Regions from separate parts of the Homo sapiens genome. Here region 2 is linked to region 1. A link is a loop called in an ENCODE intact Hi-C map of the cell type or tissue named here. Cell type or tissue: heart right ventricle. All regions are shown on one strand. Links, peaks and the distances in the headings refer to the core of each region. The heading gives the core; the rest is flanking DNA. Region 1 has its middle 83 kb from the start of EFNB1. Region 2 has its middle 33 kb from the start of EFNB1.

Region 1 (8,338 bases), core at 211-8,210:
ACTAGCTCTGTGAAGGTAGGTCCCCTCATCTCTATGGGTTTCAGTTTTTCTCATCCATAAAATGGAACTACAATCATGTATCACTTAACCACAGGGATACGTTCTGAGAAATGTGTCATTAGGCGATTTTGTCATCGTGTGAACAACAGAGAGTATACTTACACAAACCTAGATAGCTTACTATATACCTAGGCCCTATGGTATAGCCTATTGCTCCTAGGCTACAAACCTATGCAGCATGTATACTGAATACTACAGGCAACTGTAACACAGTGGTAAGTATTTGTGTATCTAAACATCTAAACATAGAAAAGGTACAGTATAAATATGGTATCATAATCTTATGGGGCCACCATCACATATGAGGTCCATCATTGACTGAAATGTTGTTATGTGGTACATGACTATGTTAATAATGGGGTCGTTGCAAAAGGAAACAAGCTGATGAATAAAAGGCACTCAATCTATGCCTGGCATAATAAGTGCACAATAAATGTTAGAGCACTGGTCCCCAACCTTTTTGGCACCAGGGACAAGTGTCGTGGAAGATCATTTTTCCACAGATGAGGCCTGGAGGTGGGAGAAAGAGGGGTGGTTTGGGGATGAAACTGATCCACTTCAGAAGATCATCAGGCATTAGATTCACATAATAAACGTGCAACCTAGATCCCTCGCATGCGTAGTTCACAACAGGGTTCGTGCTCCTATGGGAATCTAATGCCACCACTGATCTGACAAGAGGCAGAGCTTAGTCGGTAATGCTCACTCGCTGCTCACCTCCTGCTGTGTGGCCCGGTTCCTAACAGGCCATGGGCCCCTACCGATCTGTGGCCTGGGGGTTGGGGACCCCTGCATTAAAGGAGGAAAGGCATGTAAAGTTGGTAAGCAGTGATTGGTATATTGTAGGCACTAAATAAATGTTAGCTACTATGCTGATACGCACCCCAGGGTCATTTGGACACAAATCAAGTGCACTTTTTTGGAGGCAGTGCAGAGACTGACCTGGCTCCCAAGATGGGTGAAATCATGAGAAAAGGCACTCTCATCTCACTCGCCTCTGACCTCGCCACCATCACCTCACTGACTGGTCTTTTCCCACCCACCCAATACTTTCAAGTCACCCAGACCTAATTTGTTTAAATCTAGCTTCATCACTAACTAGCTGAGTATAACGTTAGGCAATTTCCTTCCTTCATCTCTTGGAGCCTGTTTCTGCACCTCTAAATGGGGAATTCACAATTCTACCCACCTGCAAGGTTTTGTGAGTATCTAATGAGAAAACAGGTGGGCGAACTGTATCAACCACTTTGGAGAGTTTTTATTTCTGTGATTCCTCCTCTTTTTCCTGGGCCCAGCGCCCCGCCTCCCTTCTTAGCACCTTGACCTCTTACCCCCTATCTCATTCCCCATCTCTACGTCCTCTGCTTCCCCTCGTCATAAAGTTGTCACAAGCCAGGACATGGTAATTTCCTGCGCCTACACAAGCAGTGGTTATTTATTCTGGTGTTTTTCCGTGACCTGGACAATGTGTTCCACTCTATGGACAAGCTGGAGCCACAGATTCAGCTGCCTATCTCTCCAACCCCACCCCAGGGGTGCTGATTGAAAGGAGGCCAGCCTCAGGCTGGGCCCAACTCTTCTTCTTCCCCTGAGAAGAAAGGAGGCTGGGAGCCCTGGGGATCTCTCTCCCTAGAGCCGCCTCAGGCCTTGCTCCATCCTTTCGCAGTCAGTAGCCCTTTGCCATAAATGGCTCTCATTTGACAGTGATAAGCTTGCCCAAGGTCATAAGAGCCAGTTAGAGGGCCTAGCAGGAACCTGCTTGCCTCTCTGGACTAGAATATGGCTGCGGTGGAGTTGAGAAATGAGGAGTCTCTACACTCACTCCATCAAGGGAGGCAGCAAGTGTTGCTGTGGTCACAAGTGTGAGCTGCACTGAGTGTACGGACAGACTTCCAGCTGCCCAGGCCTTAGTGCCTCTCTCCCCTGGGCAGGAATGTTTTCACTCTTTTGCAGTCTCTGTGCTGGCCTCTGCCAGGGCTGATTTATCATCATTAGGCATAGTAGGCCCAACACCTAGGGCTCACAGAAATGTTTTAATTTTAATTTATTTTAATATTGGAAGAAGAAATAATGAATATATTAATAATATATGATGATTGATACAGCCTGGACAATATTTGTCATTAAATCAATGCAGTCATATAATACAATTTTAATATTGTTTATGGAGGAAGGGGCCCACTAAAGCAAAAGCACTTAGGGCTTATGAAAATTCATATGCAGCCCTGATTTCTGCTCAATCCCAGGCTCATCACCATCGACCTGTTTTACAGGTGCTGCAGCAGCCCAGGGCTACCCTAGTGCAATTCCTGACCATGGCCAGAATCCCAGAGGCAGGGCAGAGAAGGCTGACTCCCAGCAGGCCATCAGAGTGGGCTGAAGTGGATGAAAGCAGCCTCTATGGACTGCTGTGAATCCTAGCAGCCCTGCCCCACTTCCTCCCTCCAGCTCTCACTTCTCTTCAGCCAGCTTTCCTCCAGCGCCCTTATTCAAAAGCATTTCCTCGTTTGTTCAACAGCTCTCACACCTACCACTCCTGCTTCCCTCTCGACTCTCTCCCCTACTCCTGAAACCACCAGCAGGAGGTAAAAGTCGCCTCTCCCTTTGCACTGGGCTGCCATGGAAAGAAGACAGGCTTGGGAGTCTGGGTTGAAGTCCCAGTCCTTTGCCTCTCGGGCTCTCAGATCTCCATCCAGGAAAAAGGGGTGCTAACACCTTATGGGGGATTTTTGAGGTTCAAATGACATCTTGTCTGGGAAAGTACATGGCATGGTGCCTGGTGTACAATGTACACTCAGTATCTATATGCACTCCCTTCATCCCCAGGGAAGGGAAGGGTTTTTGATGTCATCCTCACCCACTCTTCCCCAGTTTCCTTGGAGTTCCAGTGTCCCCTTCCATCTCCACAACCCCTGCCTCGTGTCCTCTCATGTCTCCCTGTTCCTACACACAAATATTTAACTGCATCCAGTGCACACTCCTTGACCTCCTTAAGCAGTGGCTCTTCTAGACCAGACCCTGTGATGTACACTGGGGCCAAAGAGATGACTCTCACCTGGCCCTGTCCTTAATGTCACAGCTTAGGCCAAGAGACTGGCTTATATATTTGAGGTTAGTTTGATGTGACAAAAATCCAGTTGAAAAAGTGCTTCACAAGGCCAGGCACAGTGGCTCAAACATGTAATTTCATTGCTTTGGGAGGCCAAGGTGGGAGGATAGCTTGAGCCCAAGAGTTCAAGACAAATCTGGGCAACATAGTAAGACCCTGTCTCTACACACAGTTGTTGTTTTTTTTAACTAGCCGAGCATGGGTGGTACACACCTATAGTCCTAGCCACTCAGGAGAAACTCTTGAGCTCAGGAGCTTGAGGCTGCAGTGAAATATGATCATGCCACTGCACTCCAGCCTGGGCGACAGAGGGAAACTCTGTCTCTTAAAAAATGCTTCAGGAGCTCGGGCAGGGGTGGGGGTGGGGGTTAGTTAGGGAAGGGCGGTTGAGGCTTGAAAGGTGTGAATTAACTCAAAGAAGGGAAAGAAGGGCTTGCCAAGTGGGGCCCTAGAGAAAATGAGCCAACATGATGAACAGTGATTAAACACTCACGTTATGCCTGTGACTTTACTGGGCACTGTGATAAGTGCATACCACATATTTTACAGGATCTTCTCAACACTCTAGCAAGGTAGGCACCTGTATTAGTCTGTTCTCATGCTGCTAACAAAGACATACCTGAGACTGGGTAATTTATAAAGGAAAAGGGTTTAATTGACTCACAGTTCAGCGTGGCTGGGGAGGCCTCAGGAAACTTACAATTATGGCAGAAGGGGAAGCAAACACGTCCTTCTTCACATGGCAGCAGGGAGAAGAAGAATGAGAACTGAACGAAGGGGGAAGCCCGTTATAAAACCGTCAGTTCTCATGAGAACTTATTGACTATCATGAGAATAGCATGGGGTAAACCACCCCCGTAATTTAATTACCTCCCACCAGGTTCCTCTCATGACACATGGGGATTATGGAAACTACAATTCAAGATGACATTTGTGTGGGGACACAGCCAAACCATGTCACCAACCCTGCACCCATTTCACAGATGAAAACACTGAGGCTCCAAGATTGAAGTGGCTTGCTCAAGATCATACTGCTAAGAAGTGGCAGAGCCAGGATTTGAACCCACCTCTGTGTGACTCCAGATGCTTTTCATTAGGCCTCCCTACCTCCCTGAGCTGGGCACTAAGAAGGGCTCAGAGATGAGCCCTGTGAGGATCGTGACCCTAGATGCTCACAGAGTAATGGAAATGCTGGTAATGTGATTGTTATCCAAAGGACTCTAAGATGAGGCATAAACAAAATGGAGGCCTTGAAAGAGATGCCAAACACAATGACAACTCAGAGAGACAAATGATATCTTGATGGAAGCTTTCAGGATGAGTGATTTCATGATGGAGGCTTATTAGACTTGAGTGTTGTCAGACCAGTGGGGGGTTAAAATATAGTAAGCCCTGGGTAAGGTGATAGCACTTTGCAATAAATAATCTACATTGCTAAGTAATCCATACATCTCTCTGAGCCTCATTTTATGTATGGGGAAACTGAGGCCCTGAAAGGTTAAATAATTTGCCCACAGCCCCATAGACAAGAACTGGCAGAGCTGGGACATGGAACCTGGGTTCTCGGAGCCCAAGAGCAGTCCTACCTCCACTCCTGGCAGAGGGACCTAAAAGAGCATATTCAGGACATGGCTGGAGAATGAATATGAAGGAGAAGAGAAACTTGCTGGATAGGCCAAGGCCACATAGTGAGGTCCTGAATACCACAACTTAGTAGTCAGTTGGGGGAGGTGGGGGCATTGATGGGCTTTAAGCAGAAAGACATACAATGATACTTATCGTTAGAGAGATTCACCTGGCACCAGTATAGCTGGAAATGAGCAGGAAAAGATAGAAAGGAGGTGAGGGCCTCTCCCTGACATCCAAGTGGAAAGGAATGAAATGGGAACTAGAGTGCTGGAGACACTGGGGCAGAGGCTGGGTACAGGAGATGCTGCAGAGATGGAGTAGACAGGACTTGAACAGTTCCTTATTGGGGCCTACATGATCTGGTCCTACCTACCTCTTCCACCCCATCTCCTAATGCTCTTCACTTGTTCCCTGCACTTCAAGCACACTGACTGCTCACCCTTGAAAATACTAATCATGTTCCCACCCCAGTGCCATTGCACGTGCTCACTATTTAGATCTTTGCATAGCCGATATCTTCTTCTCATTCAGGCCTTAGCTCAAATGTTACTTCCTCAGAGAAGGCCTCCCTGACCACCCGATTGAATAACCACTCAGTCACTATTACTTCATCTGGCTTTGTTGCCTTCATAGCACTGGGAATGGTGGAAGGTAGCTTGTATGTGTGTTTATTTATCATATACCTCCCTCAACTCATCCATCTACTAGAGGGGGCTTGAAAAGAAGGTAGGAGCCTTGTCTGTCTTGTTCACCTCTGTATTCTCAGCACCTCAACAGAGTCCGGCATATACTAAACATTCAATAATTACTTGTGGAATGGAAAAATGGATGGAAACATGCATGCATAGGTTGTAGGGGAAGGCAAGAGGGACTGAGGAGTTATGGTTGATTTGGGGATCTGAGCTGAGCAGCTGGGGAGATAAGGGCACCACCAACAGAGACAGAGCAGGGGAGCAAATTGTGTGTGGGATGAGCTTGGCTTGGGTCTGTTGAGCTTGATATGCATGTGGGGCCTCCAGATGGAACTGCCCACTCATGTAGTGGGAAATACTGGTCTGAGCTCAAAGAGATGGAGACTCTGGGTAATGATGTAGGAGGCATCAGCACAGAGGCGTAAAACTGAAACAATGACTATCAACAAAGTCCTTAATGAGCAAGGTGAAGCAGGGAGAACAATAAAGAAGAACTTTGAGGAATTCCTGAGGTTGGGGCAAGGCTGAAAGAGAAGTGACAGGTAGCAAGGAAAGAAGGCCAAGGAGCTGTGATCAAAGAATTGAGACAAGGTCTTGGAGCGTGGAGGAAGGAAGGGTTCAAGAAAGAAGATATGACCATGGGGCTAAATTCTCAAGGAGGAAGTAAAGTGAAAAACAATTCATTAGTTAGGGTGCAAAGAGGCCACTGGGATGTTTCAGGGCTGGGGAAGAGGTAGGTGTGTCCAGTATGGTGGAGGCTGAGGCTGTGGGGGTCTGGGGGACGAGAGGGTAGATAGAGCCTTGGATGCCAAGCATAAAATGATATACATAGTTACACACCCAAAGTGGGAGTGCACACCCTAAGCCCTGCTTTTCTTCGAACACCCACTCTTCTTTTTTTAAAAAATATTTTTTATTTCAATAGCTTTTGAAGTACACATTTTTTTTTTGTTACATGGATGAATTGTATAGTGGTGAAGTCCAAGATTTTAGTGCACTCATCACCCAAGTGGTGTACGTTGTACCCAATAGGTGGTTTTTCATTGCTCACCCATCCCTCTCTCCCTATCTCTGAGTCTCCAATGTCTATTTTACCAATCTGTATGCCTTTGCATACCCATAGCTTAGCTCCCACTTATAAGTGAGAACATGTGGCATTTGGTTTTCCATTCCTGAGTTACTTCACTTAGAATAATGACCTCCAGTTCTATCCAAGTTGCCACAAAAGAATTTATTTCATTCATTTTTATGGTTGCATAGTATTCCATTGTGTATATATATATAATGAATTCCATATATATATATGGATTCCATATATATATATATTCCATATGTATAATGAATTCCATTATATATATATATATACATATGTATACTTTTTCTTTTTCTTTTATCTATTCATTGGTTGGTAGGCATTTAGGTTGGTTCCATATCTTTGCAATTGTGAATTGTGCTGTGATATACATACATGTGCAGGTGTCTTTTTGATATAATGACTTCTTTTCCTTTGGGTGGATACCCAGTAGTGGAATTGCTGGATTGAATGGTAGACCTACTATTAGCTCTTTGAGAAATCTCCATACAGTTTTCCACAGAGGTTGTACTAATGTACCTTCCCACCAGCAGTGTATAAATGCTCCTTTTTCACCACATCCACTCCAACATCTATTTTTTTTGTCTTTTTAATAATGGCCATTCTTGCAGGAGTAAGGTGGTATCTCATTGTGGTTTGAACTTGCATTCCCCTGATTATTAGTAACATAGAACTTTTAAAATATGTTTGTTGGTCATTTGTATATCTTTTTTTGAGAAATCTTTATTTATGTCCTTTGCCCACATTTTATTTTATTTATTTATTTTTTATTATTATTATACTTTAAGTTTTAGGGTACATGTGCACAATGTGCAGGTTAGTTACATATGTATACATGTGCCATGCTGGTGCGCTGCACCCATTAACTCATCATTTAGCGTTAGGTATATCTCCTAAAGCTATCCCTCCCCCCCCACCCCACAACAGTCCCCAGAGTGTGATGTTCCCCTTCCTGCGTCCATGTGTTCTCATTGTTCAATTCCCACCTATGAGTGAGAATATGCGGTGTTTGGTTCTTTGTTCTTGCGATAGCTGACTGAGAATGATGATTTCCAATTTCATCCATGTCCCTACAAAGGACATGAACTCATCCTTTTTTATGGCTGCATAGTATTCCATGGTGTATATGTGCCACATTTTCTTAATCCAATCTATCATTGTTGGACATTTGGGTTGGTTCCAAGCCTTTGCTACTGTGAATAGTGCCACAATAAACATATGTGTGCATGTGTCTTTATAGCAGCATGATTCATAATCCTTTGGATATATACCCAGTAATGGGATGGCTGGGTCAAATGGTATTTCTAGTTCTAGATCCCTGAGGAATCGCCACACTGACTTCCACAAGGGTTGAACTAGTTTACAGTCCCACCAACAGTGTAAAAGTGTTCCTGTTTCTCCACATCCTCTCCAGCACCTGTTGTTTCCTGACTTTTTAATGATCGCCATTCTAACTGGTGTGAGATGGTATGTCATTGTGGTTTTGATTTGCATTTCTCTGATGGCCAGTGATGATGAGCATTTTTTCATGTGTTTTTTGGCTGCATAAATGTCTTCTTTTGAGAAGTGTCTGTTCATGTCCTTCGCCCACTTTTTGATGGAGTTGTTTGTTTTTTTCTTGTAAATTTGTTTGAGTTCATTGTAGATTCTGGATATTAGCCCTTTGTCAGATGAGTAGGTTGCAAACATTTTCTCCCATTTTGTAGGTTGCCTGTTCACGCTGATGGTAGTTTCTTTTGCTGTGCAGAAGCTCTT
Region 2 (8,338 bases), core at 45-8,044, 51 kb before region 1:
ATAGGAGCCATGGAAGGGTATTTCAGAGGTGTGGAGTGTGGATTGGAGGGTCAAGAATGACCTCAGGGAAACCAATGAGGAGGCAGTATGTTTTTCCAAGTGAGTGGTGAAAGATGATGATGGCCTAGTGGTGGCAGTGTGGATATGAGGGAGGGGACAAACTCGAGAGATAAGGAGGAGAGAAAAGCCACTGGATGTGGGGACCGATTGGTTGGAGGTTCTGGGTCAGGAGAGGAGAGACGCTGAGTTGGGTTGGAGCCATGGTGGCTTTGAGATATTGGGGATGACATCCAAGGGGAGATTTTTAGCAGGCCAGTGGACTCTCGAGTGCTAACATTTCCTTCAAGTAGCTCAGTCCTGTCCATCTTTGTCCAGTTGAATATCTCCAGGTATACAACTGCATATTTCCAACTGAGATATTATTCTCTTTCCTGTTCATCAATCTCTTCCCCATAGTGAATCTTTCATTTCAGATATGCACATTAACTCTTTATTTAGCACCATCTGAGCAGAGGCTTTTTAAAAGATTAATCAAGTGCAGTAGCGAGGAAGTAGAGGTTTCTTGAGCTATTAAATGGAAGGGCCCTTACAATATGAGGCCCATAGAGGGGAACTGAGTTGCCAAGGTCACACCATGAGTTAATAGCTGAGAGGGGACTAGAACCTGGTTTTCCAGGCTGGTGCTCAAATCCATGTGGGTTCTTCCTAGCACAAAAAGGAGTGCTTGAGATATGGAGCAAACAGAGAAGGTGGCCATGTGCCATGAAGACATAAAGAGAAGCCAGGAAATCTTTTCCAAACTCCTTCAGCAGAGAGTGGCCATGTAGTTGACTCTGGCTCTTCTGCTTTGAGGTAAGGGTTGTACTAGATAGGGGCTGACCTCTGCCCTCTTTGCATTATCACTGGAGCAAATATCACCTCACATTAGTAAGATTTTCACTTTTACTGAAGTTATTGGGTGGGTCCAGCCCATGAGAGGAGAATGGAGACAGATGCTGTATCAGCCTGTTTCCATGCTGCTGATAAAGACATACCCGAGACTGGGAAGAAAATGATGTTTAACTGGACTTACAGTTCCATATGGCTGGGAGACTTCAGAATCATGGTGGGAGGTGAAAGGCACTTCTTATATGGCAGCAGCAAGAGAAAATGAGGAAGATGCAAAAGCAGAAACCCCTGATGAAACCATCATATCCCAAGAGACTTATTCACTACCATGAGAACAGTGTGGGGGAAACCATCCCCATGATTCAAATTATCTCACACTGGGTCCCTCCCACACAATTATGGGAGTACAATTCAAGATGAGATTTGGGTGGAGACACAGAGCCAAACCATATCATTCTGCCCCTGGGCCCTCAAAATCTCATGTCTTCTCATTTCAAAACCAATCATGCATTCTCAGCAGTTCCCCAAAGTCTTAACTCATTTCAGCATCAACCCAAAAGTCCACAGTCCAAAGTCTCATTTTAGACAAGGCAAGTCCCTTCTGCCTATGAGCCTGTAAAATCAAAAGCAAGCTAATTACTTCCTAGATACAATGGGGGTACAGGTATTGGTGGCCCTCTTCTCACAGCTCCATTAGGCAGTGTCCCAGTAGGGACTCTGTGTGGGGGCCCAACCCCACATTTCCCTTCCACACTGCCCTAGCCAAGGTTCTTCATGAGAGCTCCGCCGCTGCAGCAAACTTCTGCCTGGACATCCAGGCGTTTCCATACATCTTCTGAAATCTAGGAAGTTCCCAAACCCCAGTTCTTGACTTCTGTGTGCCTGAGGCTCAGCATCATGTGGAAGCTGCCACAGATTGGGCTTGCACCCTCTGAAGCCATGGCCTGAGCTCTACATTGGCCCCTTTCAGCCATGGCTGGAGCAGCTGGGACACAGGGCACCAAGTCCCTAGACTGCACACAGCATGGGCACCCTGGGCCCTGCCCATGAAACCATTTTTTCCTCCTAGACCTCTGGGTCTGTGATGGGAGAGGCTGCCACAAAGGTCTCTGACAGGCCCTGGAGACATTTTCCCCATTGTCTTGAGGATTAACATTCAGCTTACTTACATACTTATGCAAATATCTGCAGCCAGCTTGAATTTCTCCTCAGAAAATGGGATGTTCTTTTCTATTGTACTGTCAGGTTGCAAATTTTTCAAACCTTTATGCTCTGCTTCCCTTTTAAAACTGAATGCCTTTAACAGCACCCAAGTCACATCTTGAATGCTTTGCCACTGAGAAGTTTCTTCTGCAAGATACCCTAAATCATCTCTCTTAAGTTCACAGTTACACAAATCTCTGGGGCAGGGGCAAAATGCCACCAGTCTCTTTGCTAAAACATAACAAGAGTCACCCTTGCTCCAGTTCCCAACAAGTTCCTCATCTCCATCTGAGACCAGCTCAGCCTGAATTTCGTTGTCCATATCATTATCAGCATTTTTGTCAAAGCCATTCAACAAATCCCTAGGAAATTCCAAACTCCCACGTTTTCCTGTCTTCTTCTGAACACTCCAAACTGTTCCAACCTCTGCCTGTTACCCAGTTCCATAGTTGCTTCCACATTTTGGGGTATCTTTTCAGCAATGCCCCACTCTACTGATACCAATTTACTGTATTAGTCTGTTTCCACGCTGCTGATAAAGACATACCCAAGACTGGGAAGAAAAAGATGTTTAATTATACTTACAGTTCCACATGGCTTGGGAGGCCTCAGAATCATGGTGGGAGGTAAAAGGCACTTCTTACATGGTGGCAGCAAGAGAAAATGAGGAAGATGCAAAAGCGGAAAGCCCTGATAAAACCATGAGGTCTCGTGAGACTTATTCACTACCATGAGTACAGTGTGGGGAAAACCGTCTCCATAATTTGAATTAGCTCCCACCGGGTCCCTCCCAAAACACGTGGGAATTATGGGAGTACAATTCAAGATAAGATTTGGGTAGGGACACAGAACCAAACCATATCAGATGCCTCCCACCCAAAAAGTCTCCCATTCTAGCTGAGGTGTGGGTGCCTCATCAGCCAGTCCAGAGATCTTCCAGGATGACATCCTCGTTCAAACAGTGGCTGCTGATGGCTGAGAGTCCAATGGAGAGCACTAAAAGTTAATTACCTGCAAGGACCAGGATTTGTCTTCTCTAGATCCTCCCCAGGGAGAAGAAAGGTATCATAATGTAGGTTGAGGACCTTCTAGGGCCTCCAGCCCACTTGGTGCCCTCTTTAAGACCTGGAATCTGTGCCAGGTTTCACCCAACTGATAACAGAATCAACCATAATTATCACAGGGGCAGAAAGCCTGGAGTCAAATCTCTCCTCCACTACTACTTAGTAGCTGTGTGATCTTGAGCACGTTGCTTAACCTGTCTGATCCCTAATTTCCAATTCTGTCAAACAGAAGTAATGAGTATATTTACCTCACAATGTTATGGGAGGCTTAATGAAGGGTGTGAATACAAAAGAGCTATATAAACTGTAAACCACTGCACAAATTGGAAGAAGTTTTATTGCCAGGAATTCTTCCTACTGTCTGACCAGTGGTCCTCCCTCTACCCATGGACTCCTCTAGCTGTAGTTTCCACCCATACCTTCTTGTTCTTCAAGGCAGGATGAGGTGTCCTCCAAACACTATAACTGCCTTCCTGAATCTTGTGGTACCCCCATTTGCTTTTTAATTAAAAGTAGAGACTCAAGGGGATGCAGTCTCTGATGTCAGACCTTGGAGGTGTTGTCACAGGGCAGAGGTTGTAGGTAGGATCTGGGTAGCCCCTTGGTGGAGAGGGTGAAGGAGTAAGGACCTGTGCTCAAATGTGTTTCTTCCCTTCCCCCCAGCAGCCGTTCTTCCAATAACAGATCACCAGCTCCACAAAGCCACCTCAGAAACCTGCGTTTTTAACATGCACCCCAGATGATTCCAATGTGGAGTTCCTCAGCCCAGACTTTGAGAACACCTGCTTCAATCATCTATATGGCCAGGGATAGTAGCCTTGCTGTGTTCTTTGCAGTTTAACACAAGGCAATATCCTATCCCAAATGGTGGAAGTCAAGACACTGTGACTGACAGGTGAGACTGACATTTGGGATGTGGACTCTCCACCTCTCAGATAGTACCTCATGCATGTGACCACAGGGGCTCCCAAGGTGCAAATTCATTTCCATCTGCCAGCGTTTGAGCCAAGTGAGCTTTGTTTGCCAACAGCCTCTGCTACAATCCTTCCCTGGGTTCAGGGGCAGGGAAGCTGTGACCACCAACAGAGGTACAGGTCATGGAAAGGCAAGGAGCCAATGTTCAGGAGCCTGGGAAGAATACATACAGCAGCTTGATGGAGGAAGACAGCAAGGCGCCTCTTTCAGAAATAATTTAAGAGAAGGAAAGTAGAGGGAGCAACTGAGGGAGATGGTCAAAGGGTTCTGAGCCCAGGAAACCTGTTCAGAGAGGTCTCTTTCGGGGACACTGGTGGGAGCCCAGGGCAGAGGAGTCAGTGTGGTTAGGAGATGACATGATTTCCAAGTAGCTTGACAGGAGGGGCACCCAGTTCCTTTCCTCAGTGACTGTATCAGTGACAGCAGAAACTGGTGTGCTGCATAGTGTCAATGTCACCAGATTCATGCCAGACAAGGAGGCAGGAATCCCAGGTTTGAGTCCCACTCCAATTATAGATGCCAGGGGTAGGGAGAGGGAAGGTCTCTGTGAACAGGTTGCAGCTCTGCCTTTGGAACCAGTGCTAGGACCTGCAGAAGAGCCGGATACTACTTGGCAGTGATGCGTCATAGAAAGTCCAGACAAGAAATGAGTGAAACCAGAAGACTTTACAATGTCTCTCATGCCTATGTGTTTGTTTCTTTATTTTTCTGGTTAATCCAAAGAAGTTTGAGGAGATTTGCCTGGTAGGGAGGAAGATGAGATAATAGTAATAATTTTAACATTGATTGAGTGCTTTATTGTATACCTCAGATTGTTCTAAGCCCCTTATGTATTGACTCATTTCATCCTTATATTCATAGGAAGTTGGTACTTTTATGACCCTAGATTTACAGATGAGGAAACTGAGGCACAGGGGTTGAGTAACTGGCCCAGGATTCCTGTTTTAGAGTAGGCCAGGTTATGCTGCAGTAATAGACATCATCCAAACATCAGTGACTTAAAAAGAGAGTTTTTTCTCACTCATATTATATGTCCTTTGTGGGTCGACAGGAGGGTTCTAGCACCCAGGCTGCAGGAGGAGCTATCATCTTATGACTTTGACATCACCATCTCAACATGGCCTTCCACCATCTCAACATGGCCTTTCACCATCACCAAAACTGTGCAAGAGAAAGCCATGGAGTAAAGGACCTGCAATTAGATGCTTAGACCCACATATGACCCCTGTCACTTCTGCCCTCAGTTCCTTAACCAGAACTAGTCACATGGTCACATGTAACTTCAAAGGAGTGGAAATGTGTAAGCCTCTGCACACCTGGCAGTGAAAAGACACTCATATTGAGGAGCACTGGTAATGCCTTTCACAATCCTGCAGTTGGTAAAGAGTCAACCTCAAGCTACTGGGTTCCCAAACCTATGCTCTGTATCACCGTGCCTGCTGTCTTCCCATGCCCCCCAGAAGGAAGGGGTGGACCCTCTACCCTGTGACATGGCTAGTGATTGGCATGGCTTGGGGAGGGTAGAAGAAGTGGGAATCGGGGCTTCTTCCTGATGTTTGGCATCTCTCCCGCGACTCTAGCTAGCTAATTCCCCAGGTCCCAGGTGCTTTCTATCCCTGCTTCTGGAATCAGTCCAAGTCCAGTGTCCTCTTCTATTCTGTGATCTCAGAGGGGTTAGAGTACAGAAGCTTCCAGTGAGCCCTACCTCAGCCCAGCCCTGCCACTAGCTTATGTAAATATTTTTCTGTTGAGTTTTGAGTGCTGGGAGATAAAATAGTGGAGACAGAAAAGCCAAAGGGAAATCGGAAGTCCCTGGTCTTCGTGAGCAGAACACTATCAGGAGTCTGGCTTGATGTCTGAAGTGCCTACAACAGCCCTACCAAGGTGATATCAGGAAACCAAGGAAGGGCTGGTGGAAATGAGCCTGGGGTGACATCACCCTGAACTGCAGCAGGAGAGATCAAAGCTAGATGCTGAGGTCCTCCCGATGCTAAAGGTGGTCATTATCTCTGTATGCTTCCACCACTGGACGGTGAGCTCACTGAGGGAGAAATGTCAAATTCATATCTATATCCTCGGCACCCAGCACAGGCTTGGCACAGAACAGGCACTCAAAAGATACTTAGAGAAGGGGACACCAGAAACAGATTTTAAGAACACAGTGGAAATAGCCAGGCTGGCTTAGGCCCCTCCCAGGTTCCAGAACCTCTCATTGAGTGTTCATGTACTACAGTGGGCTGCTGGAGGAAAGAGAGAGCTGGGCTCAGGCCTGGGGAAGCTGGGCAGCCTGTGGTTTCCTCAACATGGCCTCTCTCTCCCACTTTCAAAAACAGCACAAAGTCCCTGACCCTTGGTTACCTGGAAGGGGATTAGGAAGGAACAAACCCTGTGTGGTGGCTCAATTTCTTTGCCTCAATCACACCAGTTTCCTTTCAATTCTTTAAGCATTCTAATCTCTTCCCTACCCCGAGGCTCTAGCTTAAAAATTTCCCTTTATCTGGAATATTTTTCCCTCCACTCTTGCTTTGGCTAACTTCTGCTCATGCTGTCCGTTTCTTCCTCTTTTCCTCATAGAGGATTTCCCCGACATTCCCCTGCCCCACGATCTGAATCAGGCTCCCCTTACTATGCACTCTCAATGCCTCTATTTTTTTTCCAGAGCATTTATCACACTTTGTAATTAGGGATCATTTTGAGGAATTCTTTGCTTGATGTCTGTCTCTCCTAGTAGACTGTAATTTAATTTCATGGGGTTAGAAATTTCATTTGTGTCTCCAGTATCTAGCACAATGCCTGACACATAGTAGGCTCAATAAATATTTACTTAATAAATGGATACAATTATGAGTGAGTGAATGAGTGTCTAACTCTAAAGCCTTTCTCCATTAACCCATTCTTCCTTTGGTGCTTAATATGGCAGCTGGCATATAAATAAAGCTCAATAAAAGTTAGTTCATTCCCTCTCTCCCTCCCTTCCTCTATCCCTCTCTTCCTCTCTCCCCCACTTCCCTGGGAAACTCCTGCCTACATATGCATTTCTAGTGAGACATGCAGACACAAAGACTCCAGATAAGTTAGCAAAATGGAAGAGCATAGCTGGATCCATGCCATGCTTGGAGTAGACCTGCCTTAGGAGGCAGACAACTTGCTACCTGAGCCCCAGTATCTCCCACCTCTGCCACCTCAACTGTAAGTCTTGACACGTGCCAAACCACAGTGGGCTGGCTTGAGTGTCCAAGGCCCATCCTTCACTGAGCAACCAGGGCCACATCAAGGGTGGGGAACCTGAATGTGTGAGGCAGGTAGGCAAAACAACAATGATATCAAGGGGCCTCTGAGACCACTCACTAATTCCAGGGGAACCGTGTTGACCTGGCTGGGGACCTGTCCCCCACTATCTGTCTATGCGGGAGCTCTGGAATCATCTCTGGAAAACAACTGGGCACAATGTCCAAATACTAGCTCTCAAAGAAGGAAAGGATATGGATTTATCTATTTCCACTCCATGTCCATTACCACCAGCATCTGATGCCCCAAGCCCTTTTGTAGCATCCCCAGCAATTGTTCTCACAGCCTCTGTTTGCACACCTCCAGCCACAGAGACACACTTCTCCTGAAGAAGGAAAAGCTTGAACCCTATCCTATATCATTTGGGTATTTCTTTCCCCTGAACTGTGCCGTCAAAGTTCAGGTGCCATCTCAGGGGAGTGGCATTGTTTCAGGGGAATGGTCTGCCTGTCAGTGGCTCCAACTGAATCAGGGAGGGGGATATAAACGTGTGAAGGTGTAACCTCCCATTGGATTCTCCTTGCCTGCTGTCTAGACAGAGCCAATTTATCAAGATGGGGGAATTGCAATAGAGAAGGAGATTAATTCATGCAGAGCCAGCTGTATGGGACATGGAAGTTTTATTATTACTCAAATCAGTTACCTCAAAAATTCAGGGATCAGTGTTTTTAAGGATAATTTGGTGGATATGGGGTCAGAAAGTGAGGAGTGTTTATTGGTCGGGTCAAAGATGAACTCATAGGGAGTTGAAGCTGTTCTTTTGTGCTGAGTTAGTTCCTGGGTGGGGGCCAGAAGACCAGATAAGCCAGTTTTTCAATCTTGGTGGCATCACCTGGTGCATCAGAATACAGGATGTGCAAAATATCTCAAGCACTGATCTCAAGTTTTACCACAGTGGTTCCTAAACCATAATTTATAAT

Evidence for each region. A loop is a pair of places that touch in the nucleus more often than their neighbours do. Peaks named below come from ENCODE experiments on the same cell type or tissue, not always from the same donor. Only the 100,000 strongest peaks of a DNase experiment are listed, where the experiment ranks them.
Region 2: a loop joins it to region 1, with 2.4 times the contacts of the local background. A loop is called at or near these places in 53 of 110 quality-filtered maps.

Annotation. Positions count from the first base shown.
Region 1 is chrX:68,741,407-68,749,744 of GRCh38, reverse strand. No RefSeq gene overlaps it. Among named protein-coding and RNA genes, the nearest start is that of EFNB1, 83 kb to the left of the region's middle. In heart right ventricle, for the core only: no CTCF peak of the experiment used is centred there; no DNase peak of the experiment used is centred there.
Region 2 is chrX:68,792,191-68,800,528 of GRCh38, reverse strand. No RefSeq gene overlaps it. Among named protein-coding and RNA genes, the nearest start is that of EFNB1, 33 kb to the left of the region's middle. In heart right ventricle, for the core only: no CTCF peak of the experiment used is centred there; a DNase peak (open chromatin) is centred at 4,564.